Linked DNA regions of Homo sapiens: region 1 is linked to region 2. The links are chromatin loops, found by intact Hi-C in ENCODE. Cell type or tissue: B cell. All regions are shown on one strand. Region 1 has its middle 43 kb from the start of PRDM11. Region 2 overlaps LOC105376650 (a long non-coding RNA gene).

Evidence for each region. Hi-C counts contacts between places; a loop is a spot of excess contacts. Peaks named below come from ENCODE experiments on the same cell type or tissue, not always from the same donor. Only the 100,000 strongest peaks of a DNase experiment are listed, where the experiment ranks them.
Region 1: it touches region 2 in a loop (7-fold over the local background); 6 of 110 quality-filtered maps call a loop at or near these places.

The regions. Positions count from the first base shown.
Region 1 is chr11:45,102,133-45,104,632 of GRCh38, forward strand. It overlaps a transcript of PRDM11 not described here. Among named protein-coding and RNA genes, the nearest start is that of PRDM11, 43 kb to the right of the region's middle. RefSeq lists an enhancer at 1-130 and a silencer at 926-1,220. In B cell, CTCF peaks have their summits at 1,187 (motif pointing left) and 1,387; a DNase peak (open chromatin) is centred at 1,129.
Region 2 is chr11:45,028,207-45,030,706 of GRCh38, forward strand. The region is part of intron 1 of LOC105376650 (a long non-coding RNA gene); the gene reads left to right. Among named protein-coding and RNA genes, the nearest start is that of LINC02685, 56 kb to the left of the region's middle. In B cell, no CTCF peak of the experiment used is centred here; a DNase peak (open chromatin) is centred at 1,325; H3K27ac peaks cover 2,122 bases.

The DNA.
Region 1 (2,500 bases), 74 kb after region 2:
TCAGGGCTCAGAGCTGGAGGCTGAGCGGAGGAAGAAGAAGGCGTTCAGGGCTCAGAGCTGGAGGCTGAGCGGAGGAAGAAGAAGGCGTTCAGGGCTCAGAGCTGGAGGCTGAGCGGAGGAAGAAGAAGGCGTTCAGGGCTCAGAGCTGGAGGCTGAGCAGAGTCACAGGCTCTTTGCCGAAAGCCTGTGTGACCTGGGCCGATGTGTGTTTAATGATCCCCAAAGGCTCTTCCTGTCTTAGTTTCTGGAAAGCTGGCTTTCCCGGGGAGATGCTAGCTGGACACAGATGAGGAAAGACTAAAGTTCAGCCTTGCAGCACTCCCTGGGGCCGGCATGAGGGGAAGCACCCCAGCTGGGGCCCCAACACTGCCCTCTGCAATCCAGCCACTCCCAGGAAGGGAGTAGAAGAGCAATAACGTCTTCTGTGGGAGCCTCCTTCACACCGTGCCACAGCCTCCTTCCCCCATACCACCCCAGTCCATTAGGTCCAGCCCCCCTTGCACCGTGCCACAGCCTCCTTCCCCCCTGCCATCCCAGTCCATTAGGTCCAGATGACCTGTGACACACACCCTGGGCCCCCAGCCCTGTGCTGGCCGCCCTGGTGGATGCTGGAAACGCCAGGCGAGCCTCTGGCCACAGAAGGTGGTGCCTGGCCCATTGCACAGGGGCAGCCAAGGTAATCAGTTCAATGCCAGAGCAGTCAGGGAAGGCTTCCTGGGAATGGCAGCAATTGGGCTGGGCTTGCCAAGCTGATTAGTGTGAACTGGTCGACCGAGGAAGGGAGAGCAGGCCTGATGTACAGAAGAGCAGATGCAGAGAGACAGGCAGGACTGTTTACCCTGGAGGGGGAAGGCCCACTCACTGTGTGGGCAGGAAGCTGACTCAGAGTGTGATGAGAGTAACAGAGAACCCAAGTCTCTCTACTCCCAGCCCAGTGCTCATATAATCGTGAGCCCTAGCCTTGCATTTTCATTCTCTTGTCTGGTCATCACTGGACAGTTGCCTCTGCCATGTCTACTGGACAGGACTCAGGATGGTCACCAGCAGCTTTCCCCTGCATCCCTCCCCAAAGCCCAGAAACCCTGACCACCCCGCCGGGCCTGCCTCCTCCCCGGCCTTGGAGCCCAACCTGGACTCTGCAGTTGGTCCTTTGGCGCCATCTGATGGTAGACATATGAAACTACAGCAAATGGGGGGACTGGTGAAGGAGGAAAAGTTGGAGGAGGAAGAGGAGGAAGATGAGAGGGAGATGAGGAAAGAGGAAGAGGAAATAACTTGTATAGCCTATATGGATCACCATGTGCTTTGGTAGAGACAGAAAAATCTAGGCCCTACCGTTTTGCAGCTTTGTGACTTTGAGCAGTTCACAGTTCCTCCCTGAGCCTCAGTTTCCCCATCTGTAAAACCAGGAAAAATAACCCAAACTTAAGTGTTAACCTTTGGCAGGGTATTGACCAAGAGGGAGCTTGAGGGGGCCTTTGAGGGTGTCAGAAATACTTCTGTCTTGATGGTCACACGGTTTTAAAAAGTCATTGAGTTGTACACAAAGTTTGTGTACTTTACTGTATATATAATATATACATTATATGTAATACTATATATAGTATATATAATATAAACATATAATATATAACATATATATTATATATAAATTATATATATAAAAATTATACCTCAACAAGAAAGGAAGCAATAACACTAATCTACCTTTAACGGTGAAAACCAAGAGAAATCATGTAAGAAAGGGGCTTAGCTCAGGGCCTGGCACCAAGTCAGGATGCATTGAGGGCGATGGTTATCCCTGCTGTCACTCAGCACTTTCAAATATAGCTGTGCTTTATTTTGCAATGACCCTGTAAGTTGACTTACTTTTTATAGCTGAGGGATTGAGGCTTGGTGAAAACTTGCTCTAGATGATCTAATTCCGTGCCCTAGACTTTTTCGCCTGGGCATAGCCCTCAAGCTAGGATAGGCTGAGCAGGGCCCAGGGCAACAGAGCTGTGTGGACAGGCTAGCCCTCAAGGGCCACTGCACCTGGCAAAGCACAAGACCAAAATGTTGTCCACTTGTTCCCAGGAGACCTGGCTCTTCCAGGTGATGAGGCACCAGAGGAACTTCTCTCAAGAAAGCAGGCATCAGCTGGCCAGAAGGAGTAAGGGCAGAAGAAGGCAGCAGGGCAGCACAGGGCACAGGGCTGGACAGGCAGATCTGGGTCTGAATTCAGGATCCTCTGGATGAAAGGGGGCAAGCTGCTTCTCATCCATGGGGGTCGGGTTTCTCATCTGCAAAATGGGGACGAGGACACGTGCCCTTCCTGCTGCTCAAGGTTGCTGTGATAGCTGAGTGAGACCATGGAGTGAAGACTCTGGTCCTCCTACTGACCTTACAGGATGGGCAAGAGCCTCTCCATTTTGCAGATGAGGAAACTGAGGCACAGACACTTCAGACCCCACCCAGCTATGACCCATCTCCCACCTGGGACCTCAGCCCCAAGGTGACT
Region 2 (2,500 bases):
CAAACCCAGGTCAGGCCGACTCTAAAGCAGGGGTGTCCAATCTTTTGGCTTCCCTGGGCTACACTGTAAGAAAAAGAATTGTCTTGGGCCATACATAAAATATATGAATACTAACAATAGCTGATGAGCTGAAAAAAAAATTACAAAAAAAAAAATCTTAATGTTTTAAGAAAGGAAGGTTCAGGAATTCGTGTTGGGCCATATTCAAAACCGTCCTGGGAGGCATGTGGCCCGCGGGCTGTGGATTGGACAAGCTTGCTCTAAAGCATAGGAATTTGTGTTGGGCCATATTCAAAGCCTTCCTGGGTTGCATGTGGCCCGCGGACTGTGGATTGGACAGCTTGGCAGCAAGGCAGACCATATCAAATGAGGTCTGGGCCTGAAAACACATCACAACTTCACCCAAGGACCCAGCCTTCCTCTTGGGAAGCATCATCTCTCCCCAGCCTCCCAAGCCCCTTCTCTTTTCCCATCTCTATCACGCCCATTGCCTGGCTGTTTCCTGCTCTGCTGTAAAGCTACATCTCCCAGGAGGATGTGCAGAGTTGCTCTAAAGCATAGAGTACAGGACACAGGGAAGGGACAACTTCATGATCTCTCACGTCCTCATTTCTCCACCTTTTGGGAACCAGCCTCAGGGGGAATGGAGCAGATGGAAGGTTGGCACTAGAGCATGGATCTACTCACTTGCTGCCCATGAATTAATTTCACAGTAGAATAAGTGGCATTGTATATAGCCCTTGTGTGGCAGCCACTGTTCTAGGTATTTTACATATATTGGCTTGACCCTCAAAGAAACCGTATACTCTTCCTCTTTATTTTAGTGACAAGTAATAGGCACACAGAGAATTAAGCAACTCACCCCAAAGCTGCACAGCTAATCATGCAGAGCTAAGATCTGAACTCACGCAGGCTGGTTCCAGAGTCTGTGCTCTCAGTTCCTGCACCATACTCTCCCTCTCAGCTGCCTTGCTTATTGAACTGCGTGAAGCTCACTTTTCTCCCCTATGAATGGGTATAATAGTGCCTACCTCGGATGGAAAATTAGAGGACAAACCCAGAACATGATTGCACAGGCAGGCCCTGGCACAGGGAGGTGCAGAGTAGGCATTTGGTAAGGGAGGTCACTGGACAGCTGGGAGATCATGGACAGCCAGGATGTCACCCCTTCAGCAACCAGCCTGGAGACTTATATACAGTAGGTGCTGAACTGACATGCAACGCGGATGAAGGTGGTGACATTTGGAGGCCACCAGGCTGCAGTTTCCCCAGAGAGGTTCAGGGCTCAGCAGCCCCTTGGGATCTCGAGCTCAGCAAGAGGACCTTTAAATGCCTAGAGACTGCCTACGTGCGTCACCGCTGTCTTCCATTAACGCATAATTGCTCTTGCAGGCGAGTAGCTATGCTCACTAGGGTCAGATTTACAGCAGAGCAGGAAACAGCCAGGCAACGGGCATGACAGAGATGGGAAAAGAGAAGGGGCTTGTGTGGCTGGGGAGAGATGACAATTCCAAAGAAGAAGGCTGGGTCCTTGGGTGAAGTTGTGATGTGTTTTCAGGCCCAGACCTCATTTGATATGGTCCGCCTTGCTGCCCCCACAAAGCACATCGGGGAAATGCCAGCATTTGAGCCTCCAAGCTACATCTCCCAGGAAGATGTGAAAATGTATCCCCTGAATGGGCAGTACTAGGATTAAAGATTTTCTTATGAGTCTCTGTAATGTTCTCCTTATCTATGTAATATCACTGAAATCTGCAACAAGTCATCAAAGACATCCCGTCTGGAAGGTGTGATGGCAGCTTTTTCATTTCAAGGCTCTGGCTTCCTCTCCCGGGAGCTAAGCCCCATGCACACTACTAGGCGTATTGTTCATCACTCCAGCCCTTCAAAGAGATCTCCAAAAGTGCACACACAATCTGCAAGCTGCCGAGTGACCCCTTCACTCACGTGCACCCCACAGATGCCTTAGAGGTTAGGGAAGATCACTGTGCCTCAAATGTGCCATATTTTCTCCTACCACCTTGCCTGGGCACCACCTGTTCCCTCTGCTGGGATGTTCTTGGTCTAGCCACCGTGGCAAATTTCTCCTGGTCCTGCAAGGCTCAGCTCAAGTACTACTTATTTTGCAAAACCTTCCCCAAAGGGGCAGCCTGAATCTCTAAGAAGCCGGGCCAGAGCTCTTAGAGTTATCTTCTCTCGTGTCTGTGTCCCAAGATCAACTGTCCATCCACAGAGCAGCTGATGTAGCCAAACAGTGGTTCTCAAAGTGAGGTCCCAGGACCAGCAACATTACCTTCATCGTTACCTGGGACCTTGTTGGAAATGCTGGATCTCTGCCCCACACCCCAGACTTACTGAATCAGGAACTCTGGGTGTGGGGGCCGGCAACCTGTCCTTCAACAAGCCCTCTAGGTGAGTCTGATACATGCTCAAATTTAAGAACAACTTTGGAAGGGGGATAAGGTGAATTTGGGTATGACTCATCCAGGACAAATATTAG